Linked DNA regions of Homo sapiens: regions 2 and 3 are each linked to region 1. Evidence: chromatin loops called from intact Hi-C (ENCODE). Cell type or tissue: B cell. All regions are shown on one strand. Links, peaks and the distances in the headings refer to the core of each region. The heading gives the core; the rest is flanking DNA. Region 1 has its middle 44 kb from the start of ESR2. Region 2 holds the start of HSPA2 (heat shock protein family A (Hsp70) member 2). Region 3 overlaps ESR2 (estrogen receptor 2).

What was found. Hi-C counts contacts between places; a loop is a spot of excess contacts. Peaks named below come from ENCODE experiments on the same cell type or tissue, not always from the same donor. Only the 100,000 strongest peaks of a DNase experiment are listed, where the experiment ranks them.
Region 2: a loop joins it to region 1, with 9 times the contacts of the local background. A loop is called at or near these places in 6 of 110 quality-filtered maps.
Region 3: a loop joins it to region 1, with 8 times the contacts of the local background. A loop is called at or near these places in 2 of 110 quality-filtered maps.

Annotation. Positions count from the first base shown.
Region 1 is chr14:64,335,560-64,341,550 of GRCh38, forward strand. It overlaps a transcript of ESR2 not described here. Among named protein-coding and RNA genes, the nearest start is that of ESR2, 44 kb to the left of the region's middle. RefSeq lists a silencer at 3,019-3,148 and enhancers at 3,309-3,358, 3,417-4,099, 3,599-3,648, 3,719-3,778. In B cell, for the core only: no CTCF peak of the experiment used is centred there; DNase peaks (open chromatin) are centred at 2,912 and 3,312; H3K4me3 peaks cover 1,769 bases; H3K27ac peaks cover 1,512 bases.
Region 2 is chr14:64,536,745-64,542,735 of GRCh38, forward strand. It overlaps HSPA2 (heat shock protein family A (Hsp70) member 2), which reads left to right and starts at 3,997. Exons shown (of 1, transcript NM_021979.4): 1 at 3,997-5,991. The coding sequence starts at 4,106. HSPA2-AS1 (HSPA2 and ZBTB1 antisense RNA 1) reads right to left here and starts at 3,624. Exons shown (of 4, transcript NR_110550.1): 1 at 3,573-3,624. RefSeq lists a silencer at 3,772-3,861 and an enhancer at 4,032-4,141. In B cell, for the core only: CTCF peaks have their summits at 3,732 and 3,934; DNase peaks (open chromatin) are centred at 2,807, 3,777, 4,787 and 4,957; H3K4me3 peaks cover 3,429 bases; H3K27ac peaks cover 514 bases; H3K27me3 peaks cover 1,888 bases.
Region 3 is chr14:64,232,646-64,238,636 of GRCh38, forward strand. It overlaps ESR2 (estrogen receptor 2), which reads right to left. Exons shown (of 9, transcript NM_001437.3): 8 at 2,325-2,505; 9 at 1-678. The coding sequence ends at 492. LOC124903328 (a long non-coding RNA gene) reads left to right here. Exons shown (of 2, transcript XR_007064205.1): 2 at 2,217-2,542. Among named protein-coding and RNA genes, the nearest start is that of ESR2, 59 kb to the right of the region's middle. RefSeq lists enhancers at 2,499-2,558, 3,199-3,468. In B cell, for the core only: no CTCF peak of the experiment used is centred there; DNase peaks (open chromatin) are centred at 3,326 and 3,486; H3K4me3 peaks cover 1,831 bases; H3K27ac peaks cover 3,030 bases.

The DNA of each region.
Region 1 (5,991 bases), core at 650-5,649:
CGTGGGGGCCCCATCTGCGTGACCTCATCTAAATCAAACTACCTCCCAAAGGCCCTGCCTCCAAATACCACCACATTCAGGGTAAGGGCTTCAACATATGAAAGTTCAGGGGACACAATTCCGTCTATAGCAGCTATCTCCCATATCTACACATTTATATCTTCCCTTTAACAACTGCATCCATCTTGATGAAAACTTGTACCTTTTTACAAATGTAAACAATGCTGTGATAAACACCTTTTTTTTTTTTTTTTTTTTTTTTGAGATGAAGTCTCACTCTGTAACCCAGGCTAGAAGTACAGTGGCGTGATCTCGGCTTACTGCAACCTCCACCTCCCGGGTTCAAGTGATTCTCCTGCCTCAGCCTTCCAAGTAGCTGGGATTACAGGCGTCCGCCACCACGCCCAGCTAATTTGTGTGTGTGTGTGTGTGTGTGTGTGTGTGTGTGTGTGTGTGTGTGTGTGTATTTTTAATAGAGACGGGGTTTCGCCATGTTGGCCAGGCTGGGCTCGAACTCCTGACCTCAGGTGATCCATCCACCTCGGCCTCCCAGAGTGCTGGGATTACAGGCATAAGCCACTGTTCCTGGACAACACATTTATAAATATATATGTGTACAAGCTGTGATAAACACTTTTACACATATTTGTGTGCACATATTAATATTTTTGTAGGATAAACTTCCACAGGTGAAATTATCAATGGAAGCACAATTTTAAGTTGTAGATAATATCAAACTGCCCTTCAAAATGGTTGTAAAAATTTACACTTCTACAAAAAGGAGTAAACACTGTTTCCTTACTAACTTTATGTATAAATATTTCTATCATAAGATTTTATGTATTTTTATTACCTTACAAACAGGCCATTCTCAGTCTTCATTTTATTTGATCAGTCTGTAACATTTAACAGTTAATTACTCTTTCTTTCACAGAACACATTTTTCACCTGTCTTGTAAGGCAGCATGCTCTTGGGGTTTTCCTCATAACACACTGGACTCTTCTTTTCAATCTTCCCTCCTGTTTCCTTCTCATCTCCTTGAATTCTAAACACTGCAGTGTCCTAGGCATCGGTATTTGGTTGTCTCCACCTAAACCTGTTCCTTTGGTGGGATCTCATCCAATCTCATGAATTTAAATGCCATATCTCCACTTGGATGTCTAAGAGGCAAGGTATTTAAAAACATTTAAAGCCAAACTTATGATTGTACCCCCAAAACCTGGTCCTTCCAGTATCACCTTATTTCAATTCAGTAAATCACAACTCTATTTTTGCGCTTGCTCAAATCAAACCCTTGCTTTCTTTCTTATATCCTAACTTCCTCTCTTCATTCAGATTTTTCTCATCAGATTCTGCCTCCCACTGCCATTCCTTGCCCTTTTAATTTACCTATTAAAAAAATAGATGAATCTCTAAAACTATATATTTCTTTACTTGATCATTGTCCTCCCCACCAGAAGATGAGCTGAGGGCAGGAACAGTTCACTACGGTATCTGATTCAATAATATCTCTAGCACCTATAGCAGTGTTCTTGGCACAGAGTGGCACTCAATAATTATTTGCTCAGTAAATGAATGGCTTGTACTGTTCACACTCATCAGTACCATGGTTGAAAACCAAGCTGTTGAGGTAGCAAGGGTAACAAATTGAGAGATAAAGCATCTGGGTTTGGGGCCTAGCCCAGGCACAGGTATGCAGCTGTAGGCAACTTATCCTTCAAAGTCGATTTCATCATCTGTAAAATGGGGTTTATGCATTTCCTCAGCATAAAAACCAGTTGAAATGGTCAATATCTACTTGGTATTACAAGACACAAAAGTTTCACTCCCTACAACTTACCAGGAATATTTGCTTCAATTCCCTTCTTAATTTCACTTGCTCAGGTATAAAACAACTTAAGTGGACATTTTCAGAAGCTCTTATATTACACTGTACCTCTAAAATATCCGCTTGTGCAAACTTTGAGAACTGTAAAAGCAATTACCAGAAAAAAAAAATCACGATTCCTTAATTCTATTATGCTGATGGTTGCACCACTCTGTAAATATGCTAAAAATCATTGAATCCATTAAAATGGGTGAACGTTATGGTATGTACATTATACTTGATAAAACTGTTAATCAAACAAAAAAGAGATTATCTAATTCCATATGTGGGACTACTATAAAATATCCTCAGAATATAGGAATAAGAAAAAAATACTAAAAGCCCCCCAAATTTTTTTAAAAGTCTGTTTTACATGAGCTCTGCCAGTAGTTGAAACAGGCCACCGTCAGAAACGGCTTGTAAAAGAAACCCGGTATCTGGTCAAGTCCTAAGTGACCTGAACCACGCACCTTCAGAACCATATTGGGATGACTGTAACCTGAGCGCGGTTCCTCCAGCAGAGCAAGCACATTCATCGGACTCAGTAACTCAAGGGGCCAGTCCTCTCCAGCATCCCAGCTGCCGCCGCCCTGTCAGGCTTCCCAGGCAATCGCCCATCTTATTCCTTCTCCAGTGTGGACGCCTACGAGGAGGGAGCGTCCCCTCTCGACAGTTAACTGGCATCTAGCTTATGAAGCCCGCGTGGATTCTCCAACCCCAGACCTGCTGGGGGGTGGGGACGTGCGGGTGACAAAATCCAGACTACGACCCTCCCTGAGCCCTGGCAACCCCGGGGTGACCCCAACACAGAGGGGGCCACGCGCGCTCCAGCTCTGACACTCCTTCCAGCTCGGCAGGGCCTGAAACAGGGGGCTGCGCTTCACCCACTGCTGAGCGTCAGATTCAGCTGAGGAGATTCTAAAAGCGCGGTGCTGGGCCCAGACCCAGGCACTCCAGAGCAGAACGCGGAGGGGCCCGACCCCAGTCTGGCGGCGCAGGTGTGTGACAAAGTCGGAAGGCGCGCCAAGCTCTCCAGTTCCACATCTGCTGTAGAGTCCAGCGCCCGCCACGCTCCCGCGCAGGGACCCGCCCATTACTGCCTGGAAGCCGGGCGCCCTCACACTTCTGCACCGCGTCCCCAGAGCTGAGGAGCATCCGGGAGACTCGCCGCCCGAACCCGCGAAACTGTCCTCCCTCCCGCGAGGCCGCCCCGTCCCCCTCCCCGCAGACCGCCCCCCCTCCCCGCAGACCGCCCCGTCCACCCCCCGCGAGGCCGCCCCGTCCGCCCCCCCACCCGGCTCCTCTCCCTGATTGGCTCGAATCGGGCGGGTTCCGGCGTGGGTTTCAGCCCCTCTTCAGGCGGGTTTCTAGCCACATGCAAAGGTGCTTTCTGGCCCGGCTCTTTTCACCCGCCAATCATCCCCTTCAGCCAGTCATCACCGACTTCCTCCACGTTTTCCTTGTCCTCTCCGGCCGGCAGTGTAGCAGCAGCAACTCCCTACGTTGAAGTCGTCTCCCTCCGTCCCCGCCCTTACTTCCTTTTCCCTTAAGGACCTCGCGCGCGCTTCCATATTCAGAGGGGCGCAGGCGCGGTAGCGCGGCCTCCCGAGCTGTTGTAAGCACCAGGTTGCGGTGGAACGTGCACCTTCAGTTGGGCTGCACGGAAAAGTGGTCTCCGCATAAACAGTTGCACTTGCCCCTAGGGAATGTTGGACCACAGGAGGGGACCTGAAGTACGATGTACAGGCCCTAATGGTCCCTCTGTATGGAAGCGAACACTTGCAGGGGAGGGGCCCAGCGGGATAGGCCGGGAACAAGGAGGCAGATCTCAGCCTGCCACACCTGAAGACAAGTACCTTGCAGCTGAGGAATGGGGCCCCAAGCAGAATTTTACTGTTGGCTGTGCCCCTGGCTCCTGTTCTGGGGCAACAGACTCCTTTATTTGACCAGAAAACATTTCTGCCAGCCTACTTGTGGCTGCCTGAAACCCCATAATTCAGAAATCCAGGCCACGATTTCTTTCTAGTTTTGAGATAAAGAAAATTCGAGTTTAGTGAGGTGACAAGACTTGATCAAGGGTTGCAAGACTGATTAGTGACGGATGTTCAACAAGAACCAAGTTCTCCTTACAAGCCCATTGCTTTCTCCACTGTTAGTGTATTACCATTTTATTAGTGGAACTCCATGCTCTCCCCTATTTGCCATCTCCCAGTCCTGGTCCTAGAGTAGTAGTTGTTGTTGTTGTTTTGTTGTTGTTGTTGTTGTTTTGAGACAGAGTTTCACTCTTGTTGCCCAGCTGGAGTGCAATAGCACGATCTCGGCTCACGGCAACCTCCGCCTCCCAGGTTCAAGCGATTCTCCTGCCTCAGCTTCCCAGGTTGCTGAGATTTACAGGCATGCGCCACCACGCCTGGCTAATTTTGTATTTTTAGTAGAGACGGGGTTTCTCCATGTTGGTCAGGCTGGTCTCCAACTCCCGACCTCAGGTGATCTGCCCGCCTTGGCCTCCCAAAGTGCTGGGATTAACAGGCATGAGCCACCACGCCCAGCTCCTAGAGTTACTTTCTAGTTTGGCCTCAGAAAAATTCAGCACTCCAGTTGACCTCTCCCTGTCCAACCCCAAATGAGATCGAATGCTTAACTAATGGATCTGATTGCCATACTTAAGCCACCATTGTTCATTTGGGTAGTTTCCAGTTTCCGGCAATAATGAACAATGCCACCGTTAGTAATATTGTAAATGTCTTTGTATAGAATATGCACACATTTCTGGCCAGGCGAGGTAGCTCACGTCTGTAATCCCAGCACTTTGGGAGGCTGAGGCGGGCAGATCACCTGAGTTCGGGAGTTCGAGAAATCAGCCGGACCAGCATGGAGAAACCCTGTCTCTACTAAAAATACAAAAAATAAGCCAGGTGTGGTGGCGCATGCCTGTAATACCAGCTACTCTGGAGGCTGAGGCAGGAGAATCACTTGAACCCAGGGGGCAGAGGTTGCAGTAAGCCAAGATCGTGCCATTACACTCCAGCCTGGGCAACAAGAGCGAAACTCTGTCTCCAAAAAAATAATAAAATTTAAAAATTTAAAAAAGAATATGTACACATTTCTGTTATATATGTTAAAAACAAGTAGTTTAGACAGTTCCTCTTCAAAGAGTTTCACTTTGTTACAAACAAGGTATTCTTCTCCAAGAGGTCTTTACTTCCTTGTACTGTCTGTCCTGAAGTCTTATTTCTCTGTTCTTTGTCTACAGTAATCTTGCCTGCCAATCTATCAGCCCCTCCCATCCTGCTGTGCTCAGGCAAGACAGCCAAGAAATCACCCCCTCCCTGCTGTAACAGCTTTCCCAGAAAAATTGATCTTCCCACCTTCCCACTTGAAAACCGCATTCCTGCACTTTTCAAGTTAGCCAACCAGGTTCAGCTTAGATCGTGTGGTCCAACTCCAGCCAATGGAGGCAAGACGCAGTAACAGGGACAAGCTGCATTAGAGATAATAAAACCCCCTGCTTTCCTTTGTTTGTGCGTCCTCTCGTGGCAACCAGACCTACGAGGGGCACCCTCCTGAAAGAGTAAATTTGCCTTGCTGAGAAAATTTATATTCGAGTGCTATTTTCTTTTATTTTGTGGCACTGAAAAATTTGCTTCTAACATGTATGTAGAAGTGGGACTACGTCTTCATAAGGCATGCATGTATTCAATTTTAGTAGATGCTAACTACAGCAAGCAAAATAATGGGTCCCCCAAAATATCCTTGTCCTAATCCCTGGAACCTATGAGTATATTAGGTTACATGGCAAAAGAGAATTAAGTTTACAGAGTTTGCCAAGAGGTGGCCTTAAAATAGGGAGAGCATTCTGGATTGTCCAGGTGGGCCCAACTTAATCACAAGCACCCTTAAAAATAGAGAAGAGGGAGGCAAGAGAAGGAGAATCAGAGAAATTGTAGAATCAGATAAAGAACCAGAGAACAGTAGCTGTGAGAAAGACTGGATGGGCCTGATCAATTCCTACTAGTTTTAAAGATGGAGGAAGGAGGCAATGAGGCAAGAATGTGGGTAACCTCTAGAAGTTGGAAAAGGCAAACAAATGGATTTTCCCCTTTCCAGAAGGAACACACCCTGT
Region 2 (5,991 bases), core at 992-5,991, 200 kb after region 1:
CAAACAAACAAATTTTTAAAAACCCAAAATACAAATACAGTGTCTTTTTTGGGAAAAGCTTAGGATGCCTCTTAAACTATGGAACATACAAAACACAAGTTAGGGCAGAAAAAAATATACATGGCTAATGAAAATGTGGGTATAATTGCTACTGTGGTTTCAGAAACCTGTGTTAAAGATGAATGTGGTGGTCAGATTGCAAGATGTGTTTGTAATATCTGGGCACAGAGGTAGCACAGTTATTGTGCAAAAGAAACTATTCCTCTGAAGCTCTAATTTTAGTGATTCTATGTGAGAACTCTGGCCTGCTTGCTCTTTTGCAATCTTGGTTTGCTTGAGGTGTGTTGAGGGCTGACTGAATGCAAGAGATTTAAAGAATTTGTGTTTCTCACATTCTTTGTTTCAGTTGTAGCTGAGACTGTATCTCTAAGTCATATATCATCAGTTCTACAAAGAATATGCATTGCTTCCAGCCCACTAATTCCCTTTTCTAAAAAAACAAAGAAAAGAAAAGAAAGAAAGAAAGAAAAAGAAGGAAAGAAAGAAAGAAAGAGAAAGAAAAGAAAAGAGAGAAGAAAAACTCAGGCCTGTAATCCCAGCACGTTGGGAGGCCAAGATGGGCAGACAATTTGAAGTCAGGGGTTCGAGAACAGCCTGGCAAACATGGTGAAACCCTGTCTCTACCAAAAATATAAAAATTAGATGGACGTGCTGGTGCACATAAGTAACCCAGCTATCTGGAAGGCTGAGGCACGACAATCTCTTGGACCAAGGAGGCAGAGGTTGCAGTGAGCCACTGCACTCCAGCCTGGCGACAGAACAAGACTCTGTCTCAAAAAAAACCAAACAAATACCCCCCACCCCCAAACTACACAAAAGACAAGAATTTCCAAGAATAAAATCAAGAGATCTGTACTCACAATTTATGACAGTTTCAATTAGAAAAGTCTGGGTTTTATCCTTGTTTTCCTAATATTTTCTTTTCTTTTTCTTTTTTTTTTTAGACAGAGTCTTGCTCTGTCGCCCAGGCTGGAGTGCAGTGGCGTGATCTCAGCTCACTGCAACCTCTGCCTCCCGGATTCAAGCAATCCTCTGCCTCAGCCTCCCAAGTAGCTGGGATTACAGGCGCCCACCACCAGGCCCGGCTAATTTTTGTATTTTTAGTAGAGACAGGGTTTCACCATCTTGGCCAGGCTGGTCTTGAACTTCTGACCTCGTGATCCACGCGCCTCGGCCTCCCAAAGTGCTGGGATTACAGGCATGAGCCACCGCGTCCAGCCTTTCTAATATTTTCTTTAAAACGTCCCCTTTTTCAAAATTTTTTCAAATTCATGGAAAAGAGGATAGGAATTATGGTTAAAATTAGTACTAACTGATGACATTAACCGATTAATAACCAATTATGTTCTTAAAAACTGGAAATGATATACACCACTAGATAAAATAATCTTAAATGTTCATTGACTTTATAGAATTCTCTCAACATTACTTTTTGGTCACAGATAACTTCTGGGTTGACAAAAGCTTTTCTCCAGCGCCATTTCATACAGCTTTTACATGGCTGCACATCACTAGCCTGCTTTAAAGGACGGTGCTCCCAGCCCAAAGCCTCAGGAAAAAGACCATGGCTCAAAAAGCTCTGAGATGTATCCTATCCACCTGAAGAGCCTATTGCTTGCCTGTATCCCTCCCTTCTAGTGACACTAATCTTCTGTACAGAAATCCTAGTCCAGCAAACATTGCTCTCATCTTCGCCCATACACAACCTATGTAAAGAATGGCTTTCCTACTCTTTGCTGGCGAACTTCAGCTCCCGGATTAGGCATGCCACCTCTTCCAGGTAGCTCTCAGCAACGCACTTTTCCATCAGCCTGGGTGTGCCCCTCTGTGTTCCCATGGCGCTTTGCTTTCAGCGCTTCTCCCAAATTATGTTTACCTGTTTATTAGACTCTCCACCTCTGAAGACCAGGCCATTTCATTTGGCTTTTTACTGCCACGTAGTAGGTACCTGTTCAAGCTTGATGGAAGGACTTCCCCAGCCTCCCCACACATATTATGTAAAGTGATCGCTGTCTTTGCTTCCTCCTGGAGACCATTTATTTTATTTTTTTGAGACGGAGTCTCGTTCTGTCGCCCAGGCTGGAGTGCAGTGTCGCAATCTCGACTGACTGCAACCTCTGCCTCTCGAGTAGCTGGGACTACAGGCGCGCGCCACCACGCCCGGCTAATTTTTGTATTTTTAGTAGAGACGGGGTTTCACCATGTTGGCCAGGCTGGCCTCGAACTTCTGACAGCAAGTGATCCACCTACCGCGGCCTTTCAAAGTGCTGAAACTACAGGCATGAGCCTCCACACCCGTCCAGGAGCCCATTTATATGGGAGCCTGCTTCTAAAGATTATTACCTGGTGCCAGGGTATTTTCCAGACCTGTCCTCACATTCCTGTTAAACAGGAGGAAGTGAATCGCGCTCCTTTTCATCTACCTTCTCGGAGGGTTTATGCCTCCAATATTAACCTCAGCACAGCCAAAGAAAATCATTCCATTCCATTGAGCGGAGTCAGAAACATGACTAGGTCACGATCACAACCCCGTGTGTGCCAGGGTGACCGAGACTGGGTGACTTTATGGTGTTTCAACGTGTGGGTTTTGACTGATTATATTATGGGTTTTCCAGTCAAAAACTCAAAGCAGTGGATAAAGCACTTGCGACCTAAAATAAGCAATGGAATGAACAGGAAGGCGAAACCAGAGTTTAAAGCGGCAGGACAAACAGGAAAAAGGAAGAGTGAGGCAGGAAGGGTTTAAATGCAGGCTCCTCGGAGGACAAGTCGCCGCCACACCCCTGTCTGCCGTCCCGCCAGCCGCCCTCACGCGGCGCGGGAAAACGGTCGGCCTCGCCCTGGGCTCAGGTTCTCTCCGCCCGCCAGGCAGTGGGGTTTTTTTTTGTTTTTTTTGAGACGGAGTCTCGCTCAGTCGCCCAGGCTGGAGTGTAGTGGCGTGATCTCGGCTCACTGCAACCTCCACCTCCCGGGTTCAAGCGATTCTCCTGCCTCAGCCTCCCGAGTAGCTGAGACTACAGGCACGCGCCACCACGCCCAGCTAATTTTTGTATCTTTAGTAGAGACGGGCTTTCACCATGTTGGCCAGGATGGTCTCGATGTCTTAACGTCGTGATCCGGCCGCCTCGGCCTCCCAAGTGCTGGGATTACAGGCGTTAGCCACTGCGCCCGGCCCCAGCCAGGCAGTTTTAATCGAGCGCTCACAACCACTGAGACGCAGTGAAGCACCCACCATAAAATCCCAGGAGGCCGACCGCCGGTTCAGACTTTTTCTTTTCTTTAATCCCCGTCCAAGGGATCCGCCCTCACCCCCCACCCCAGCCACCCCAATTCCCTATTCCCTCCCCTTGGACGGCGCCGGGGAAAACAAGCTGCTCGAGCTTTATTTCTTCGGTGCAACCAACTCAGAATGAATTCCTCCGCCCCTGCGTGCTCAGTGAGTCGGCACCCTAGCAGTGAACTGCATTTAAAACCTCAGGAATTGAGCGAACTCTCCCAGTGGCTCTCCTCACCGGGATCCCCTTCCACGCCTCCTCCCCGTGCCGCGCCTCAGTCCGCACTGCTCATTGGCCGCGTGCCCTGCCAATCCGATGCACGTCGGCTAGGGCAAAGACCGCGAAAAAGCGCGTACACCTGGCTCTGGGAGCGCGCGCCTAACGCCAGCCAGCAGCAGGAGGCGCGCGAGGCACCACGGCCTGGCGGCCGAGAGTCAGGGAGGAACCTCATTTACATAACGGCCGCCCCTCTGTCTCCTGGCGGGGGCCGGAGTCCCGCCCCTCGTCCAACTTGAAATCTGTTGGGTCACGGGCCAGTCACTCCGACCTAGGCAAGCCTGTGGTGGAGCTGGAAGAGTTTGTGAGGGCGGTCCCGGGAGCGGATTGGGTCTGGGAGTTCCCAGAGGCGGCTATAAGAACCGGGAACTGGGCGCGGGGAGCTGAGTTGCTGGTAGTGCCCGTGGTGCTTGGTTCGAGGTGGCCGTTAGTTGACTCCGCGGAGTTCATCTCCCTGGTTTTCCCGTCCTAACGTCGCTCGCCTTTCAGTCAGGATGTCTGCCCGTGGCCCGGCTATCGGCATCGACCTGGGCACCACCTATTCGTGCGTCGGGGTCTTCCAACATGGCAAGGTGGAGATCATCGCCAACGACCAGGGCAATCGCACCACCCCCAGCTACGTGGCCTTCACGGACACCGAGCGCCTCATCGGCGACGCCGCCAAGAACCAGGTGGCCATGAACCCCACCAACACCATCTTCGACGCCAAGAGGCTGATTGGACGGAAATTCGAGGATGCCACAGTGCAGTCGGATATGAAACACTGGCCGTTCCGGGTGGTGAGCGAGGGAGGCAAGCCCAAAGTGCAAGTAGAGTACAAGGGGGAGACCAAGACCTTCTTCCCAGAGGAGATATCCTCCATGGTCCTCACGAAGATGAAGGAGATCGCGGAAGCCTACCTGGGGGGCAAGGTGCACAGCGCGGTCATAACGGTCCCGGCCTATTTCAACGACTCGCAGCGCCAGGCCACCAAGGACGCAGGCACCATCACGGGGCTCAATGTGCTGCGCATCATCAACGAGCCCACGGCGGCGGCCATCGCCTACGGCCTGGACAAGAAGGGCTGCGCGGGCGGCGAGAAGAACGTGCTCATCTTTGACCTGGGCGGTGGCACTTTCGACGTGTCCATCCTGACCATCGAGGATGGCATCTTCGAGGTGAAGTCCACGGCCGGCGACACCCACCTGGGCGGTGAGGACTTCGACAACCGCATGGTGAGCCACCTGGCGGAGGAGTTCAAGCGCAAGCACAAGAAGGACATTGGGCCCAACAAGCGCGCCGTGAGGCGGCTGCGCACCGCTTGCGAGCGCGCCAAGCGCACCCTGAGCTCGTCCACGCAGGCGAGCATCGAGATCGACTCGCTCTACGAGGGCGTGGACTTCTATACGTCCATCACGCGCGCCCGCTTCGAGGAGCTCAATGCCGACCTCTTTCGCGGGACCCTGGAGCCGGTGGAGAAGGCGCTGCGCGACGCCAAGCTGGACAAGGGCCAGATCCAGGAGATCGTGCTGGTGGGCGGCTCCACTCGTATCCCCAAGATCCAGAAGCTGCTGCAGGATTTCTTCAACGGCAAGGAGCTGAACAAGAGCATCAACCCCGACGAGGCGGTGGCCTATGGCGCCGCGGTGCAGGCGGCCATCCTCATCGGCGACAAATCAGAGAATGTGCAGGACCTGCTGCTACTCGACGTGACCCCGTTGTCGCTGGGCATCGAGACAGCTGGCGGTGTCATGACCCCACTCATCAAGAGGAACACCACGATCCCCACCAAGCAGACGCAGACCTTCACCACCTACTCGGACAACCAGAGCAGCGTACTGGTGCAGGTATACGAGGGCGAACGGGCCATGACCAAGGACAATAACCTGCTGGGCAAGTTCGACCTGACCGGGATTCCCCCTGCGCCTCGCGGGGTCCCCCAAATCGAGGTTACCTTCGACATTGACGCCAATGGCATCCTTAACGTTACCGCCGCCGACAAGAGCACCGGTAAGGAAAACAAAATCACCATCACCAATGACAAAGGTCGTCTGAGCAAGGACGACATTGACCGGATGGTGCAGGAGGCGGAGCGGTACAAATCGGAAGATGAGGCGAATCGCGACCGAGTCGCGGCCAAAAACGCCCTGGAGTCCTATACCTACAACATCAAGCAGACGGTGGAAGACGAGAAACTGAGGGGCAAGATTAGCGAGCAGGACAAAAACAAGATCCTCGACAAGTGTCAGGAGGTGATCAACTGGCTCGACCGAAACCAGATGGCAGAGAAAGATGAGTATGAACACAAGCAGAAAGAGCTCGAAAGAGTTTGCAACCCCATCATCAGCAAACTTTACCAAGGTGGTCCTGGCGGCGGCAGCGGCGGCGGCGGTTCAGGAGC
Region 3 (5,991 bases), core at 462-5,461, 100 kb before region 1:
TGCCACAGGGGTTTTCAATCTTACAATGGAGTGGTCCGGAAAACAGCAAAGGTCAACTCTCAGAGGGAAGGGTAGTGTGTGCCACACAAGAAGGGTTAGCCCACTTCTGTAAGCGTGTCACTTCCTCTCCCCTTTCTGATTCGCAGCCCTTCCAAGTCAGATTTCCACCATTCATTCCAAAACCTTTAAGATGTTTCACAAAGGGGAGGAAGGAAGAAGGAAAGTAAGAAAGACCACACTGAGATCCTATGAGGCCATTGAGTGTGGAAACGCTGCATTCAAATGTGCCCTCTGCTAACAAGGGAAACTATGGCTTCCTCACACCGACTCCTGAGAGTTGGGAAGGTGGAGGGAAGGATGGTACATGACCAAGCCTGCCATCACCAAATGAGGGACCACACAGCAGAAAGATGAAGCCCAGGCTCCTGACACACTGGAGTTCACGCTTCAGCCTGTGACCTCTGTGGGCCAGTTCACCTCAGGGCCAGGCGTCACTGAGACTGTGGGTTCTGGGAGCCCTCTTTGCTTTTACTGTCCTCTGCCGGGCTGCACTCGGACCCCGTGATGGAGGACTTGCACCCGCGAAGCACGTGGGCATTCAGCATCTCCAGCAGCAGGTCATACACTGGGACCACATTTTTGCACTTCATGTTGAGCAGATGTTCCATGCCCTTGTTACTATGGGGACAAAAAGGTGCTGAGATTCCCTCCTCCGAGGCAGCCACAGGAACCCCGAAGCCTTCCCCGGCTCTCTTTGCTCAGAGCCAGTCTACCCCACCCCTAAACCCACTCTTCCCCCAGCCCATTTATCCATGGCTCGTGCATCCAGCTCCCCCTGATAATTTAGGCTCAAGGGCAAGGACGATGTCTTGTCAGCCTCTGTGTCCCACCACACACCTACAATGGCCTGACACATAGGACAATCAATCCTCATTGTTTGCGGTAATTATGTTCCGTAAAGTCACTGTGAACACTGAATCCTCACTCATAGGGGAAATACAGGGTTAGGTTCCTGCAAGCCTCTGGCCACATCTTCATCAGCTGATCAATACAAAACCTTGTTTTATGTGTGTTTCTTTCTAAAGATGCCTTATGTGATAAATACCATTGACTCATTAACATTGAACTCATGGCCAGCAGCACTATAACTCACACCCGAGCAAAGCTTAACACATACTTTCTCCATAAGGCACATCACAGCTTTTTCACACCGAGGAACACTAGACAGGTCTTCAGCACCACACCAGGGGGGCATTTTAAACAGTGAAGTCACCAAAAGCACAAAAATGTAAAACCATGGCACTAAGTAGACCAAGTAAAGGACACTTGTTGACAGTATGAGAGCAGCTGCTTGTTCCATCTCAGCTGGGACTGTACATAAAGGGCAACTCAAAATTTCTGCCACTCTGTTCATGACCTCAAAAACACCACAAATATTGATTTTGGGGTTACAAATAAATTTTAGCAAGCAGATAAATTCACAATGAAGGAATCTACAAACACAGGATCTGTTCTGCAAATGGCTATGTGCTGAGCAATCATTAAAGGGGAAAGGCAGAGGTCTTCATCTCACTTAAGATTCTCGAGGTGTATATTGTCCTTCTCCACAGCCTCTAGACTTGCCTCCTCAGTGACCAGTTAATTACCTTCCACCCTCCCCTCCCCTCCTCCAGCTCCAGGGCAAGGCTACCCTCATCGTGGGTGACACCAAGCACTGAGCATCATTGTACCAACAGTAGCCACCACTGCACACCCTCTTCATCAGCACACACAATTACGTTTCCTGATCAGAAACATGCCCTACCTACAGCCCTGCCTTCCTAAATCTGCTGGGTCCACCACTTCTCTTAAGTCTTATCCTTAATTTCCTGATGCCACCGAAAGAACAACTCTTAGGGAAGCATTTGTGCACTTCTTCGCATCACCAGCTCGAGGGGCCATCTAGGGGAGCGGGTCTTAGCCTCTCCACAAAAAGTGGCCTCAGGGCCTCAGCCCTGGGTGGTGTAAACAGGGGTGGCAGTTCGTGTTAGGGGAGGAACTGCCCCTTTTAGGACTCCATAAACAGGCTATAAACCCCAGCAATTGAAAAACCCATGAGCCACCACTGGCTGCCATGCAGAGCCTGTAAGATACCACATGACATTCCTTCCATGCCCACTCTGTGCCCATCTTTGCTTACAGGTGTGTGAACTGACAAATTCCCCATTCCCTTTCAGGCATTCATTTTCCTTAACTTGCAGACACTTTTCCCAAATCACTTCACCCTCCGTGGAGCACATAATCCCATCCCAAGCCCAAGCAGAGCAGCTCCTTAGGGCGCGTACCTCGCATGCCTGACGTGGGACAGGAGCATCAGGAGGTTAGCCAGGCGCATGGATTGCTGCTGGGAGGAGATGCCGCTCTTGGCAATCACCCAAACCAAAGCATCGGTCACGGCGTTCAGCAAGTGAGCCAGCTTCCGGCTGCTGTCAGCATCCTGGGTCGCTGTGACCAGAGGGTACATACCTGGACAAAGAATAAAAGCCAGAAGTCATTGCTCTGAGCAAAGGAGCAGAAGTCGTGTGCTCAGCTGTTCCGTGCGCCTGCTCCGAGGTGATCTGGGTTGCTTTGACAGCTGCATGTGTGGCAGGAGCTTATAAGCATGGTCTTACCTCCCCCAGGGGATCTTCCCTGAGAGCCAGCCCCGTCACAGAGCTAGAAGAGAAGCCTGGCCTAATGCAGACAGACTAAATTGCCACCTGAAGTGTCCACCAGGCCCATAATTGTGGCCTTGCCGTGGCGAGTATATCTAGTCTCCCGAAATCATTACGTGGTGTTTCTCATCTGCAGCAACAGATACAGAGATGGTCAGAAAGTGAGATTAATTCTACTTTTAGCCCCACGGAGGGCTCCCCATCTAAAGGGAGTTTAATAAACAAAGGAATGGCCAATGTGATGAAGCCTCCTCTGCCACCTCCTTGTGTGTACCACGTGCCGCAGCCAGCCATGGCAGGGCCCCTGCTACCACCTCTGCATCTCGCTTGAGTGGCACCTGGCTGGGGCAGGAAGACCACTGATTTGGAGTCAGACAGACCTACTTTCTAGCCACCATCTGGAGCTCTCTGAGCCTCAGTTCCTCACTGAGCAACGCATGCAGGAACACATCTGCTTAGGTCCCCACAGCCACGTCCTGGGTAGGCTGCCTCCCCCATCCTGCCCTGCCCTGTGTTTAACTCCCCTCCAACTCTAGGATTGAGATACTGTGGCATCCCAATGGCAGCAAAGTAACAGCTCAGATAAATCTCCTCCCCCCGACCCCTGCCTGACTCCTTGATTCCCTTTAATAATTAGCTTCTCTTCCAGGCTTTCCATTTCAAAGCAAGAATAAATATGTGAAATCAACCAGGGAGCTGCTGAGTCTTGGCTGTCATGAGACTGATGATGGCTGGTGCTCCAGCAACCACAGAATTTGTTTTGGCAGTTTTTGTTCTCTATTTTTATTGGCACTTTCAGTTCAATTAAGGCAGCTCAATTCAACTAAGTTTAACTCAGGTAAGGCAAGGGACATTCTGAAGCACAATTACGTAAGTGTAGTGCTTTGCCACATCCCTAGGGACCTCCATAATGTCTGATGATACGAATTTAAAATATTCATCTTTTCAATAGCCCTGAAGCTGCTTCTCCAATCCCTGTGCTCACTTTGTTCTCCACATTGGTTCTTCCAGAATCCCCCCACAGCCTCAAACCTCCCACTGTCGCCCCAGAGATGACTTGCCCTCCCACCGCAGGGGAAACAAGACCCCACCCTTGGCCCCGTGTGTCCCCTTCTGAGAGGCCAAAAAGCAGATCTGCTCATGGGGCTCCGTTTAATGACTTCCCAGCTCATAGGATAGAGTCCAAACCACCTGGTGCAGCTATCAGAGGTACCAGGGCCCTCCCCGCTTCTCTCATCTGCAGTTCCCACCACACCTCGCCTTGAGTCCCCCTCTCAACTCCCTGAATGTGTGGTGCTCCGAACATGCTCAACTTGCTGCTTGGAAACTCTCTCCTTCCTCTTTCTCTACCCTGATTCTTTTGCTCATTTATACCCATTCCTCCTGTAGATTCCAACCTGGTCAGAAATTCCTTCTGGAAGCTTCCCCCAACCTCCCTACCATCCCACCCTAAGTCTGGTCTGAGGTGTCCCCTGATACTCTGACAGTGCCCTGTTCATCCTCAGCAGAGACACCATGTTGCCCCACATGCTGGATGTCTGCCTTGTCCCCACACACACCCCACAGCCACCCTTCTGCCCTCAGCAAGACTGGACATGAGTGCTTTGAGGGCACAGACCTTTTTTTTTTTTTCTTTTCTTGAGACAGAGTCTCACTCTGTCACCCAGCCTGGAGTGCAGTGGTACAATCTCAGCTCACTGCAACCTCCGCCTCCCGGTTTCAAGCAATTCTCCTGCCTCAGCCTCCTTAGTAGCTGGGATTACAGGCATGCGCCACCATGCCCAGCAAATTTTTTGTATTTTCAGTAGAGACAGTGTTTCACCATGCTGGCCAGGCTGGTCTCAAACTCCTGACCTCGCAATCCGCCTGCCTCAGCCTCCCAAAGTGCTGGGATTACAAGCGTGAGCCACTGTGCCCGGCCAGACCCTTATTTTTTTTAGCCAAACACACATCATATTTGAAATGGTAAATATGCATGCTAATGTATGTTTTAGGTACACACAGAAAATTATCAAAAGTACAGAGAAAATTATTTCAAGCTTACTTTCCCTAAAATTAACCCCATCTGCATAAACAAGTACTTCCTTTTAACTACCCCGTAGTGTGTTCAGCTGCATGACATGTGCTCCATGGACTTCCGCTGCCATCAAGCAATACTATGTCTGGGAATTCCAAAAGGAGCCAAAATTGTGTGCCTGTACATGTCTCAGTTCAAAGTGACAAAGATTGAAAATATAAAAACAAATCCTCAGATTATAAACAAATGTTCATAGCAGCATAACTCAGCCTAAAAGTGGAATGTCCACTAACTGACGAATGGCTCAACAAAATGTGGTCTATCCATACAGTGGAATAGTATTCAGCTACGAAAAGGAATGAGGTACTGATACAGATGAACCTTGAAAACATCAGGCTAAGCAAAATAAGCCAGACACAAAGGACCACATGTTGTATGATTCCATTTATAATAAAATGTCTAGAATAGGCAAATCCATAGAGTCAGAAAAGCAAATTAGTGGTTGCCTAGGGCTGTGGGTGGGATAGGGAGTGGGAAATGATGGCTAAGAAGCATGGGGTTTCTTTTCAGGTGATGAAAATGTTCTAAAATTGATGGTGGTGATGGTTGCACCACATACCGTGAATAAACTAAAAACATTGAACTGTATACTTAATATGGATAAATTATATGGTAAATGAATTATATCACAATAAAGCTGTTACTAAAAATAATAGTAATAATAATAATAAAAGAACGCCTCAGAACCAAAGTTACAATAACATAAATTCCCTGGGCTGTGTGCAACGAAGTTTCCCCTCAGAGAACACGTATGTGTCATTGTGTTACCCACTTCACGAACCACAGTCATTGCCAAGGCCAGACCCTGGGCCTTCTGCAGGCTGTAGGGGCAGCACAGCTCCACCTGGGGCCCAGAGTCCATCAGCCACAGCGGTTTGGGGAGGTGAGGCACTGCAGTTGTGGAAAGGCATATGCGAAATCCATTTTACATATGGTGGGGTAGGGGGGCAGTGTATATACAAAAAGACTGACTTACATAAAATTATCCTGGAGACTCCTGTTCTCATTGATCACATAGAAAAGAAATACCCTCCCAGAAAAGAACTGTGCTGAAGAATACCCATGCTGCTGCCTGGCTCTCCAGTCAGCAGTGCGTGCCTGCACCTCAGACATCCATGCTCAGGCCCTTGCTCATCAAATACATATCTACAGAGTACTTGCTAAGTGGCAGGCCCTGGGCAGCATGGGGCAAGGGACAAGATCCAAAGCTCTGCCCAGTCA